Regions from separate parts of the Homo sapiens genome. Here region 1 is linked to region 2. Evidence: chromatin contacts called from ENCODE Hi-C or POLR2A ChIA-PET data. All regions are on one chromosome and are shown on one strand. Each heading gives the region's core, a stretch centred on a gene start or an enhancer-like site at or near the end of the contact. The rest is flanking DNA. Distances are from core to core; before and after follow the strand shown.

The links. Hi-C counts contacts between places; a loop is a spot of excess contacts on that map. ChIA-PET counts read pairs that join two places held with the same protein, here RNA polymerase II (POLR2A). Pooled maps may share reads with other maps.
Region 1: a loop to region 2 is called in a map of CD4-positive, alpha-beta T cell, with 8 times the contacts of the local background. The contact joins the enhancer-like site here to the promoter of NADSYN1 in region 2. A Hi-C loop is called at or near these places in 13 of 168 maps with a recorded cell type or tissue (B cell, CD4-positive, alpha-beta T cell, CD4-positive, alpha-beta memory T cell and 8 more), 19 of 37 single-sample maps with no recorded cell type and 26 of 50 pooled maps. POLR2A ChIA-PET finds 5 or more read pairs at or near these places in 3 of 52 experiments (T-cell, activated B cell and activated naive CD4-positive, alpha-beta T cell).

What each region holds. Positions count from the first base shown.
Region 1 is chr11:71,791,587-71,797,931 of GRCh38, forward strand. It overlaps the pseudogene FAM86C1P and the pseudogene ALG1L9P. Among named protein-coding and RNA genes, the nearest start is that of DEFB108B, 38 kb to the right of the region's middle. Within about 2 kb of position 2,995, at least 3 of the 41 ENCODE cell types and tissues checked have a DNase peak (open chromatin) inside an H3K27ac peak, as active enhancers do.
Region 2 is chr11:71,451,799-71,459,085 of GRCh38, forward strand. NADSYN1 (NAD synthetase 1) reads left to right here and starts at 1,405. Exons shown (of 21, transcript NM_018161.5): 1 at 1,405-1,583; 2 at 3,312-3,372; 3 at 6,630-6,746. The coding sequence starts at 1,499. It overlaps DHCR7-DT (DHCR7 divergent transcript), which reads left to right. Exons shown (of 2, transcript NR_186309.1): 2 at 1-359. RefSeq lists enhancers at 74-123, 244-323, 1,561-2,062, 2,063-2,562 and silencers at 1,134-1,503, 6,382-6,562.

The sequences.
Region 1 (6,345 bases), core at 1,745-4,244, 340 kb after region 2:
CTTCAGATGCATGGGGCCAGAACGCTGTGTCCATCTGCATCTTTGCTGAGGGATCCGGTAGCCTGGAGTTTGCCCTCTGCCATGTTGGCTTGAGGCTCATAGGCGACTTAAGACGGGCTCTCGAGCAACCAATGTTCTGTCCCTTGCAGTAGACTGTGAAGCATCCTGTGTGTGTGAAGCACCCGCCGTCAGTCAAGTATGCCCGGTGCTTTCTCTCAGAACTCATCAAAAAGGTCAGTTATGGGCAGTGTCCGCCCAGTAGCAGGACAGCATAGCCACCTGCGTGCTGCAGACCTCATCCTTCCCAGGCCCTGGGCCTGCTTTGCAAACCCCAGTATGGCAGGGGCCTCCCCAGGCAACTGGCTGCAGCCGCGTGTGACCCATGGGAGACAGTGCAGGGCGGGAAGAAGGGAAGGCCAGCGTCTCTCCCTCACTCTGCCTCCTGGGGTTTCCGCAGCAGCTGCTTCTCTGGGGCCCCAGCTCCTAGCATATGGATTCTCATTCCTACCAGGCTGGTCCAGCCCACAGCACTGGAACCCTCACTCACACCCTCTGTCCTGCCCGCCGAAGGGTTTGGAGTTTCCTGCTCTTGTCCATCTCTGGGTTGCCCCACGGGCCCCTGTTGGAAGGTTTAGCTCTTGCCATACCTTTGGAACTACTTCCGCTGGTGAATTCTCTGCATTGATCCTGCTGGAATGAGCTCTTTCCTGACTGATACAGGATGGATTTTATTTTTTACTTATTTATTTTTTTGAGACAGAGTCTCACTGTGTTGCCCAGGCTGGATTACCATGGCACAGTCTTGGCTCCCTGAAACCTCTGCCTCCTGGGTCCCAGCAAGTCTCGTGCCTAGCCTCCTAAGAAGCTGAAACTATAGGCACATGCCACCATGCCTGGCTAATTTTTTTATTTTTAGTAGAGACAGAGTTTCACCATGTTGGCCAGGCTGGTCTCAAACTCCTGACCTCAGGTGATCCGCCTGCCTCGGCCTCCCAATATGCTGGGATTACAGGCATGAGCCACCACACCTGGCCTAGGATGGATTTTAAAGATGAGCCCGAACATGCAGGGTTTGACATAAGGATGTCGAGAGGCCATTCCTCAGTAGGCAGTAGCAGATCTTCTGTGTGAAAGGGCCACACTTTTAGCAAATAAACAATCCCCTGCTTCTCCAATACCTTCTTTCTCCCTAGTCCTCCCCAAAAGGGTGCATCTGTGGTCACCAGTAGGTCTGCCCTGTGCCACCAGGAGAGGGCAGCAGTCACCCAGTGTACCCTGCTGCTGCCCTGTGAATCTTAGGATGGGGCCAGCCGTGGAGAAGCAGCCTGCTGACAGCCACAGCCTGCAGCATGGGCCGCCCTCACAGTTCTGCCTGGGCTCACTTAAAAGCACCTTTTGTTTTCCTCCTCTCTGTCATGGTCATGTGGCAGCTCTCACAGAATCCTTGTCTCCTGCCCTAGACTACACCCAACCCTACACTTTCAACACCTCTCTTTGAAGGCCCTCCCATCCAGGTTTCCCTACCAAGTGAATTTTTTTTTTAGAGACAAGGTCTCTTGCCCAGGCTGTCCTTGAACTCCTGGGCTCAAGCAGTCCTCCCATGTCAGCCTCTAGAGTAGCTGGGACTATTCGGCACACACCACCACGCCCAACGAAGTGAATATTTTATATGGCAGCTGGCCGGTATTACACCATTCTATCCCATATCTCCCCTCCAAACTTGGTGAAAATCATCTGGCCATTTTTACAGATTAGAACGAAAGCAAACAAGCTCTCACTCTGTCTGCCCCCAGCACGAGGCTGTCCACACAGAGCCTTTGGATGAGCTGTACGAGGTGCTGGTGGAGACCCTGATGGCCAAGGAGTCCACCCAGGGCCACCGGAGCTATTTGCTGGTATGAGAAGGACACCCTCCTCCCCCTCACAGCCCAGATACCCTTCCCGCACAGACAAAGTGAAAACGTGGGTGTGGGTTCAAATCCTGACTCACCCAGTCTGCAGTCTTAGACATGAGGTTCGTCAACCTTCTTTAGCCTCAGTTTCCCTGTCTGTAAATCAAGCACTTCAACAACAACAGCATGTCTTATAGGGTTGTGAGGCATTTGTCCAATAGGTGACACACTCTACCTGCTTCACAAGGACCTGGTGCCCAGTCCTCAAAGAATAGTTGACAGGTCCGGGTGTGGTGGCTCACACCTGTAATCCCAGCACTTTGGGAGGCTGAGGCGGGTGGATCCGAGGTCAGGAGTTCAAGACCAGCCTGGCCAATATGGTGAAACCCTGTCTCTACTAAAAATACAAAAATTAGGCCGGGCGTGGTGGCTCATGCCTGTAATCCCAGCACTTTGGGAGGCTGAGGCGGGTGGATCACCTGAGATCAGGAGTTTGAGACCAGCCTGGCCAACATGGTGAAACTCTGCCTTTACTAAAAATACAAAAATTAGCTTGGTGTGGTAGTGGGCGCCTGTAATCCCAGCTACTCAGGAGGATGAGGCAGGAGAATCTCTTGAACCCAGGAGGTGGAGGTTGTAGTGAGCCAAGATCGCGCTATTGCACTCCCACCTGGGCAACGAGAGTGAAACTGTCAAAAAGAAGTAGAAAAATTAGCCAGACATGGTGACACATGCCTGTAGTCGCACCTACTTGGGCAGCTGAGGCAGGAGAATTGCTTGAACCCAGGAGGCAGAGGTTGCAGTGAGCCAAGATTGTGCCACTGACTCCAGCCTGGGGAACAGAGCTCAAAAAAAATAAGATAAAACATAGATACAGAAAACCACAAAGGAAAAACATAGCATATTGAATCATCACAAGGCAGCCACCCCTTCATAGCCACACCCGGCCCCTGGCCACAACTGACCTGTGCTCCATCGCCAGAATTCCATTGTCTCAGGAATGTTCAATGAATGGAATCCTGTGTGGCCTGAGATGAGTGTCTTTCATGCCACGTGACACCCTTGAGGCCTGTGCAAGCTGTTGGCATGTCAACAGTTAGCTGCTTCTCATTGCTGAGTGGCGATTTGTCCTGTCATGGTTTATTCAGCCATGTGGTGGATGGCTGCTTGTCTTCTAAGCCACTTGCCTTCTGATCGCTGGACTGACTCTCTCGCCTTCTCTTGGTGCTGCCCTCGGGAGGCTCAGTCACACTCTCCAAGAGCACAGCCATCATCTCCCACGGCATCACAGTCCTGGTCACATGGGATGCCGCCCTCTACCTTGCAGAATGGGCCATCGAGAACCCAGCAGCCTTCACTGATAGGTGACCTCAGGGCACAGGGCAGGGCACCGAGGCAGGCTTACCCTGGTGCAGTCGCAGACATGACCCCCTTTCCTCCCACCAGGACTGTCCTAGAGCTTGGCAGTGGTGCTGGCCTCACAGGCCTGGCCATCTGCAAGATGTGCCACCCCCGGGCATACATCTTCAGGGACTGTCACAGCTGGGTCCTCTAGCAGCTCTGAGGGAATGTCCTTCTCAATGGCCTCTCATTAGGTGCAGATATCACTGCCAACTTAGACAGCCCCAGGGTGACAGTGGCCCAGCTGGACTGGGACGTCGCGACGGTCTGTCAGCTCTCTGCCATCCAGCCAGATGTTGTCATTGCAGCAGGTAATGCCCAGCCCCGGGCATCCTGTGCAGGCGGTGTCCTTGCAGCTCTAACCAGCTCTTGGCTCTGGGAAAAGGGAACAATGGATGCTGTTGGGCATGGACATGATGGGGCTTCCAGAAGAGTTACTCTGGGCCTCCAGGGTGACATCAAAGGACAGGGGTGCCTCTTAAGCTGACCTTCAAGCCACAGCCCTCTTGTTGGAGACAGGCATACTCCCGTTACAGTCGTCACCACATGGCTCTGTCCCAGAGCCATGCCTGTGTGTTTCAGAGACCACAGGAGGAAAACAACCACTTCTGGGATAAGGACAGGGCCCTTGAGAGAAGGTGGTGTTTGGCTGGGCCACGGAAAACCCCTCACCCCTGCCAGCACGCTCAGTCTCCTCTCTGGTCGAACAGAGCTCTGCCTGTGGTCCTGGGTCCCAGCCCTGAAAATCACAGGTCCAGCAGTGGCCAGGGACACAGGCCCACCCCTGCAAGCCAGCAGACAAATCCGCAGACACCTGAAACACGAAGTTCATCGCAGGGTCAGGCTTTGTGTCATTCACAGCCCTCTAGATAGGCCGAGAACCAGAGCACGTTTTTTAAGGAACACCAGTGAGTCTGGAGATTTTTTTCTTTTGCTTCAGTCTTTTGCAGCTTTCTCTATTAAGGGTTCTCCTTTTTCACCCAAGTAATTGCCTTTCCATCTAATGGCCCAAATGATCAAATGGCATCTACTAGTCTCATATGACCGCTGCCTCTCTGGCCTCGCCCTTCTGCTGAGGTCAGCATGACCTGGAACTGTCCGCTGGTCCCTTTCAGTAACCTGAAGCTTTCACCGTAGACGTGCTGTATTGCCCAGAAGCCATCGTGTCGCTGGTCGGGGTCCTGCGGAGGCTGGCTGCCTGCCGGGAGCACCAGCGGGCTCCTCAATTCTACATGGCCCTTACCGTCTGCAACCCAGAGATGTGCCAGCTGTTCACCACCGAGCTATGTGAGCCCCCACGCCCACCCGGGCCTGCATGGTCCCCAAGCTGTCCCTACAGGACTCCAGTGGAAGTGAAAGAACTGGGGGCCGGGGAAAAGCTAGGATGCCCCACACTCCCACACCATGCGGGGAACTAGGGCAGAGGCCGGTGAGAAGGGTGGGCTCGGGTCGTGGGGGGATTGTGGCAGGAGGAGGGCAGCTCAGCACAGGGAGGGAGGATCTGAGCCCAGCAGCCCTACTGTGTGCTTCAGAGCAGGGTTCCCTAAGCCCTTGGGCCTCGGTTTCCTCATCTATAAAATAGAGGTGGCAGGAGGGGCAGTCGGGGTCAGGTTTGGACACAGCTGTGGCCTGCAGGACGCTGGAGCACAGGCTGTACAGGCGGATCCACCACGCCACTGTCCTGAGCACCCAGTCAATGGAAGATGAGCAGGGTGACTATAGAGAAGGGGAACTGGCCCCGTAGTGGGCCAGCCACTGTCCTCAGACCTGACATTTGTCAGCCCCCGCACCTGTGAGAGTGTGATATCATTGTCCCATCTCACCGACAAAGACACTAGGACACACAGAGGACAAGCAACCCCCGAGCTCCCACAGACTGCTGCCCGGCCACCTGGCTCTTGTGCCTCCACTCTACACCCAAGCCCCCCATTGCCACCAGCCTTTGCCCCAGCTCCCCCTGAGCACAGCCCCTCCTGGCAGCCATGTGCACAGATGTACCCGCAGCAGCCTCTGCCTGCACACAGAGACACGGACAAGCCAGTGCCTGTCCACGTGGGGCAGCCCGTTAACTACAGAGCCAACAAACAAGCCAGGACACGAAGACATACTGGGTTCCACGACAGAGTCCTGCACAACCTCACACAGGAGGCTGGCCGGGCGCGGGGCTCAGGCCTGTCATCCCAGCACTTTAGGTGGCTAAGGTAGGAGGACTACTTGACCCCAGGTGTTCAAGACCAACCTGGGCCACATAGTGGGACCCCATCTTCACAAAACTTACAGAAACTAGCCAGATGTGGTTGCACACGCCCGTAGTCCCAGCTACTTGGGAAGCTGAGGTGGGAGGATGGCTTGAGCCCACGAGGTGGAGGCTGCAGTGAGCCCTGATCTCACCACTGCACTCCAGCGTGGGCAACAGAGCAAGACCCTGTCTCAAAAAAGCAAAAAAGCAAAAAAAAAAAAAAAAAAAAAAAAAAAGGAAGTCTTTCTTCAGATACTTACGTGAAAAAAAACCTGCCATATCTTTTAAGTGAAAAAAACAGTGCCAAGCAGCACACATAGTATAAGCCCCCACCAACCTTTTTTTTTTTTTTTGAGACAGAGTCTGGCCTTGTATTGCCCAGGCTGGAGTGCAGTGGTGCCATCTCGGCCCACTGCAACCTCCCACCTCCCAGGTTCAAGCTATCCTCTCATCTCAGCCTCCTGAGTAGCTGGGACTACAGGTGCGTGCTACCACGCCTGGCTAATTTTTGTATTGTTTCTAGAGTTGAGGTTTCGCCATGTTGGCCAGGCTGATCTTGAACTCCTGACCTCAAGTGATCTGCTGCCTCAGCATCCCAAAGTGTTAGGAATACGGGCGTGAGCTACTGCACCCAGCCCCATTTTTGTTTAAAAACTAATAATAATCACCCACACGTGGTTATGAGTACCTATATTCCAACTACTCAGGAGGCTGAGGTGGGAGGATGGCTTAAGCCCAGGAGTTTGTGGCCACCTTGAGCAACATAGCAAGACTTCATCTCAAAAAAAAATTATCACAATAATCATTTTCACA
Region 2 (7,287 bases), core at 155-2,654:
GATGCACCTGCATGCCTTTGTGTCCTGAAAAGACGTTTTGCCATAAAGGCCCTAATTGTAAGATGTGTAAATGTTAAGTCTCCACCCCAAAGTGAACATGGGTCATATATTACATGCTTTGCTCAATAAGAGGGCATGTGTCAGGACCACCTTCATGAATATTCATAGCTCCTCCTGTTACCTGTTGAATATGTATGTTTAGCCAATCCCTTCAGCATAGCGCTCCTGCCCCAACCCCTCCTCCTTGGACGTGCCTGTCTCTGGCCTTGGCTGGAGACAGATTCCCAGCCTCAGACAGATGGCCGCCACCTTGCAGGCTACGACCGTTTACAAGAAATAAAGCCTTCTCTTTTTCCAAATTTGTGAATTGTGTGTTTTTAAACTAACATGAATGACAGAAGGAAGGATGGCCTCTTCAAGCAACGATGATGAGGCAGTTATTTATATGGGGGAAAAATGGATTCTACCGTGGGTGGACTAAAGAGGAAATGTGAAAAAATAAAAAGTGAGAAACCGCTGGTAGTGAATCGGTGCAAGCGCCCTGGAGAAGAGACTTGGCAATATTTAGTAAAGTCAAACAGCACGAACCCTACTACTCTGCAAAGCTGCTGCAGGAACTGGCGGAACGAGGTCACGAAGGAAACCTTGCCGGAAAGGAAATTGCAGCAGTGCCTGTGTGCGTGCGTCTGTTGGCAAAACGCTGCTAATAACGTCAATGCCCATCCGCTATTGAATAAACCTGCTTTACTGCCACTATGGAATACCAAACTGCAGAAAAATAATTAAAAGAACGTATCTCATATTACAGGGGAAAAAATCAAGTTGCAGAAGCACATTCAAGTGCAGTTCCTGTAGTTTCAGAAAAGGCAAACAGTGCGCTACCTGAGCTACTTACACACGTGGTACAGGAGTGAAAGGGGCAGGAGAGGGTTCCCAAGAATTCAGCGCCATCCGCCCAGGGTGGCGGGATTCCCAGCACGGAGAATCGATTGCTATCGTCTGCTGTCCCGCGGGCACGATGGAGCGCTCCTACCGTACTCTCCACTTTTGGTGTATTTGGAACGTTTCATGCCGTATTAAAATAAAACATGGCTAAGCTGGATGTGGGGTGGCGGTGTGGGATAAAATAGAGGGGTGCTGCAGCTGGGCGGTGAGCCCCCTGCACCTGTGCACCTGAACGGGTTTGCCCGCAAGGGCCGGGCCGGGGCCGGGGCCTGGGACGTGGGTGGAGCCGGGGCGGGGGCGGGGCCCTTCGCGGTGCCGTGAACGCTGAGGCCACCTCGCTGCGCAGGCGCGGTCGTGAGCTCCTCAGACGGGGCGGGGCGATCCGTAGGCAGGGCCTGACGCCGCAGTCCTCCTTGGCCGGAGCCTCAACGGATGGGCGGGGAGGGGGCGGGGCCGGGCAACCCGGAAGGTCCGGCGTCCCAGCCGCCTACCTCGCTGGGACCCTGGTCTTGCTGTCCCCCGCTGGCCTCCTGCCCAAGCGACTGCGGCCAGGATGGGCCGGAAGGTGACCGTGGCCACCTGCGCACTCAACCAGTGGGCCCTGGACTTCGAGGGCAATTTGCAAAGAATTTTAAAGAGTGAGTCTGGGGCGGCGGGGGCACCGGTTTGGGGTGGCGCACGGGCACCGTGGCTGGGCCCAGGCTTGCCCGTGGCGTGCTCACAGCCTTGCCCTGGGAAACTCTCGGCCCTGGGCATGGGATCAGGTGAGATAATGGGCAATGACCCCGCCAGTGGTACGTGCTCAGGTCCTCGTCGGGAAGTGAGTGTTTATAGTTCCCGGGGACGAGCGATATACAAGGCACGGTTAAGAAAAGTCTGGCGGCTTAGGCGGGAGGCCTGGGGATGGACCCGTGTTCTGATATCTCTGGGGTCCCGTGGTTGGGACTGAGCTGCCCATTCTCGGAGATATCTAAGTTGAACAGAATGGCTGCGCACTGGCGGGGATGGTGTGCAGAGGCCAGAGATTGATGGTCTCTGGTCCCCGTGGGCCTTCCTGGTGGGAGAAGGCGTCCCAGAAAGGGAAGTAGAAAAAGACGCCTGTCATCCCAGCATTTTGGGGGGGCCGGAGGGGGTGGAAGTCACCTGAGGTCAGGAGTTCAAGACCAGCCTGGCCATCATGGTGAAACACCGTCTCTACTAAAAATACAAAAATCAGCCGGGCGTGGTGGCCTCGAAGATAGGGTGTGGTTGTTGAAAGGTCACCATCTAATTTTCGTTCATATGGACGCACCGTGGAGGATGAAAAGTTAAACTATTACACCTGCACCTAAATGGGCAAGCCTGCAGGTGTAGTCAGGTTGCAGCTTGTCTTGCACTGGTCTGCTGACTGCAAGAGCCTTTGCCAGGAACAATAGAAACAGAATGTTTCAAGAGATGGCATCTAATCAGTATGTGCCCTGGATTATTATTATGATTATTATTATTTGACATGGACTGTCACTCTGTTGCCCTGGCTGGAGTGCAGTGGTGTCATCTTGGCTCACTGCAGTCTCTGCCTCCTGGGCTCAAGCGATTCTCCTGCCTCAGCCTCCTGAGTAGCTGGGATTACAGGCGTCTGCCACCATGCATGGCCAATTTCTGTATTTTTAGTAGAGACAAGGTTTCACCATGGTGGCCATGCTGGCCTCGAACTCCTGACCTCAAGTGATCCACCTGCCTTGGCCTCCCAAAGTGCTGGGATTCCAGGCATGAGCCACCGCAGCCAGTGGTTTTTTATTTTTATTTTTTAAATATCAACCTGCTTTCACCTCATTTGCTCAGAGCAAATCTAGTTGAACTGAAGAAGGCTTGGCCAAAACTAAGTTTCCACTCTGCCAGCCTCTCCTCCCTAGGTGCTTGTTGGAAGCTGCTGCCCAAGACCAGTAAGCCGATGGTGCCTGACAGTGGCACCACTGCTGGATCGTAATCCTCTAAGTCCTTTTTCCTCTAGATGGTGTTGGGCATTTCCTTGTTAATAAACTACCAGGGTCTGACTTCTTCCTCTTCCTCCGCCTCCTCCATGGTGCTAAGGGTCAGACCTGCAAGCCCTCCCTGTTTCTCATTTCCTGCAGATATAAGCAGGTATATGCAAGTATAAGCAGGTGCAGGCGTACTCGTGTATACAGGTGTATACAGGTGTATGCTGCCCTCTGCTGCCATGCTGTCAACAGGAAGCCTGACTGCATCCCGTCTGGGAAGGCACAGAGCATTTTTGTTTGTTGTTTGTTTTTTTTTTTATCCTACCTACTGCAGCAGGTTGTTTCATCTGTCTTTGAGTGTATAGGTGCTGAAATTGCTCCATTTTCTTTTTCTCTCTGTACTTACAGGTATTGAAATTGCCAAAAACAGAGGAGCAAGATACAGGCTTGGACCAGAGCTGGAAATATGGTGAGAACAGACACAGACACCCTGGGGTCGTCAGCTAGCGATACCAGCATCAGTTTTCCCCAGCTGAGAAGGCAAGGAAGGAGCAGGGACAGTCCTGAGAGCTGTGGACACGCCACACCCACTGTTGGGCCTGGTTAATGCCATTGAACACCTGAGCAAGGGCAGGCCCAGGGAGGCTGAATAAGTCTAGATTCCCATGTTGAGTAATTAAAAGAACTGACTTTTACCAGATGAAGGCCAGTTTCAAAGTTGGGCTGCTTCTGTGTTACCACTGCCCTTTTGCTGTGGTCTGAATGTTTGCGTCCCCACAAAATTCATATGTTGAAACCTAACCCCCAGATGATGGAATTAAGAGATGAGGCCTTTGGCAGGTGATTGGGTCATGAGGGCATGAGAGTGGAGCCTGCATGAATGGGATTAGTGCTCTTACAAGAGAGGCCCAAAGGAGCTTGTTGGCCCCTTCTACCATGTGAGGACACAGAGAAGGAGACAACCAGTCCTTACCAGATACCAAATCTGCCAGCACCTTGATCGTGGGCTTCCCAGCCTCCAGAACTGTGAGCAATACATTTCTGCTGTTTATTAATTACCCAGTCCAAGGTGTTTTGTTATAGCAGGCTGAAGGACCAAGACATATTCCCAGGTTTTCATTCCGTGATCTCAGAATCTTTCCACAAGCAAGCATAGGTTATCGTTTCTTATATGCCTTTTTGTAAAAATCAGGAAAACTGATTGCTTATTTCCCTTCTTGTCCCTTCAAAAACAAAAACAAAAATGAAAACAAAACAATGAGTAGCCACGTTGTAAGTCTCTTGTAAGCGATAGTCCTTTCTCATTTTGGATGTCAGCTGCCATCTGTGCTCTGCTAGTTTCCCGTTGGTCTTTAGGCCTCTGACCCGTTGTGGGATCTGGAAGTTCCTCTTCAGTCTTTGTCCCCTGCCTTAGTGTGTGTTCTTGCTTCTGGACTTAGAGTAAGCAGGAACTGTCTTCTCTTAGGAGGTTTTGTGTGAGTCCAGAGGCATCTTTCTCTAAGTCCTTCCAAGTTTCTTTCCTTCATTAGATTGATTTCTCTCCTTAGAATACCACCTTCAAATAGGGCTGTTTCTCCCATAATATCCAAGAATGTTTACTTTGTTCTTTAATTTGTCTTCATTTGATTGATTCTTTAAGAAATTCTTCACCTAAGTGCCAAGGGATCTAGGGTTCTGGGCTGTCTGATATCACAAAGCTTCGATCCTCTCCTGGCCCCGTGGCCGGATCTTCTCCTGGGCTGGACTCAAGGCCTGATCGTCTCGTGAGCCTGACCTCTCCTGGGCTGGTCCGGGGGCCTGATCCTCATGTCCTGTCTGCTGCTTGCCCTGGAGGAGCTGCAGTGGTGACAGCCCAGTCCCCCTGGCCTGATGTTGCCCAGATGCTTAGAGTTTACGTCTTCTTTTCTTTCTTCGTCCTAGTCTCTCTCTCCTATAAATGTTACATCCACCTCTCTCTTTCCTCCAAATATGGACCTGTTTCATTTTAAAAGTGGGAGGATGTCTAACTAAAGGCCCCCGGGATGGAATATTTGCATCCAGCAGGGACAGGGGCCCAGCTGAGCAGGTCTCCAAGTAGCTTACAACCTGCTGAGCAGGCTCCTGTGAAATATTCCAACAACTTACAGAGAGGAAACCGAGGCAGGAGAGGAGGGACATCACTTCACTGAGCACACCGCCTCTTGTTCTTACTGGTTAGAGGTCCAGCACCTGATACACAGGGAGGGCCCAGTGGCCCTAGAGCAGGCTGACTCATGGACCAGAGACCCTCTCACCTAGAAAAGTCAGCAGTTTCCTTTGAGCTGGTGCTGGAAGCTTTGGAAAGGGAAGGCTACCACCCAAATGGCCCCAGGACCAGCTCCTGCTGCTGACTCACCGAAGGGGTGAGAGGCCTCTGGTCGCTGGATGCCATGCAGCGGGACGTGTGGTGTTATAACGTTATTTGGTTTCACATGTGGGCCAGGACGCCAACAGGGCATGAAAACCCATGAAACGGATCCGTTGGAGGAGAAAGGACATCTCAGAACTCCATTCCCTACTGGGACATCTCCTGGATGCCTTTTCTATCTGAGAACTGGGCTTTTCCTCTTAGCAGAGCCAAGGCAGAGAGCAATGCTTTCCCAGATACTGAAAGTCACAATTGCTGGTTTTGGGGTTTATGCAGGTGTGTGCGAGGTTTGCTGGGCATTTGAAGTGTGCCTTCCAGGCTGATGTGTAGTAGAAAGGAGAACTTCTTGAAGAGTTATAAGTGTTCTACAGATACTCTATATTTTATTATGGGAACCCCAATACTAAGAAACCCAGCCTTCGCATTTAATGACACCACAGATTATTGAATTAATTCCTGTGGCTGCCGAAACAGATAGAAACAAACTAGAGGCTTAAAGCAACAGAAATGTATTCTCTCACAGTTCAGGAAGCCGGAAGTCCAAAATCAGGATGGCAGCAGCGTCTGGCTCCCTCCGAAGGCTCTTGGGGAGGGTCCCTCGTGCCTTTCCCAGCTCCTGGTGGTTCCAGGTGCTCCTTGGCTTGTGGCCTCATTGCTCCCATCTCTGCCTCCGTCCTCATGTTGCCTCCTGTTCTCCCTGTCTCTCCTCTCCTTTCTCTTACAAGGACACTTGTCATTGGATTTAGGCCCCCCTGCAAAAGCCAGGGTGATCTCATCTTGGGATACTTAATTTAGTTACATCAGCAGACTCTTCTTCTAAAATAAGGTCACCTTCGCAGGTTTCTAAGGTGGGGTGTGGACGGACCTTTTTGGGGTTCATCATTCAGCCGACTACAAGCATCTGTAGCAAGAAACACAGGGGCAGCTTTGTGGGTGGTTTTTCTGAATGGTTATTAGTGATCTTCTTTGCCAAAGAATGGATTTCTGTGGGTCCAGCTTTGTTTCTTTGAGGTTCTTCTCTTGTAGATCAGTGTCATTTGGGCCACATTAACAGTTACAAGGAAACCCAAGGGCGGGCACTTCCTGATAGAGAGAGAGTTTTTGTAGTAACTTAAAACTCAGAGAGAGGAGCAGGGGCCGTGCTCTTCGCTTTCAGTACGGCACATCTGGCTGCGGCAGTGGGTCTTATGCTGGCTGCTCATTGGAATCACCTGGAAGGCTTTGAGAAAACACCTGAGCCCCGGCCCCCAGACACGTTCAGACTGGACTGGCCCACAGGCCCTGCCCCTCCCCGCTCACCTGAGTTGTTTCTGGAGCTCACCTTCTCACTGTCTCTGCAGCGGCTACGGATGTTGGGATCATTATTACGAGTCGGACACCCTCTTGCACTCGTTTCAAGTCCTAGCGGCCCTTGTGGAGTCTCCCGTCACTCAGGACATCATCTGCGACGTGGGGATGTAAGTGCCAGTGTGAGTGTGGAAGGGCAAACCTGGGACAAAGGCAAGCTCAAGGGCATGACCCACCCAACCGGCCTCCATCCAGGGTGTGGAACATCCATGTGTCCAGGGATACGAAAGGCCTTATGCTTGAAAAGTGGGTTTTGTTCCTATCTCAGCCCCGTAAGCCACCTCATTTCCCCTGCAAGGAGGGAGCTCCTGAAAGCAGGATGTGTCAGTTCTTCCAGAAAGTCCTGTGCACACATCAGCAGACTCTGCACAAAGGGGAATGCAGCATTCACCCCACCCCGTGCAGAGAGCTTGACTCACATCACAGGGAGCCCTGGGGCTCATTCCATGTCCACATGTTGCCACACGGTTCCCATGTCCTAGGCTGCATATGTGTAGCTCCACAAGGAAGGCCTCTGCATGCTCCATGCTGGTGTCTGTGCTGTACCCTGCATCGCCGGTCCTTATGGAGGCCTCTGCACACGCTGTGCTGGTGTCTGTGCTGTACCCTGCATAGCCGGTCCCTATGGAGGCCTCTGCACGCTCTGTGCTG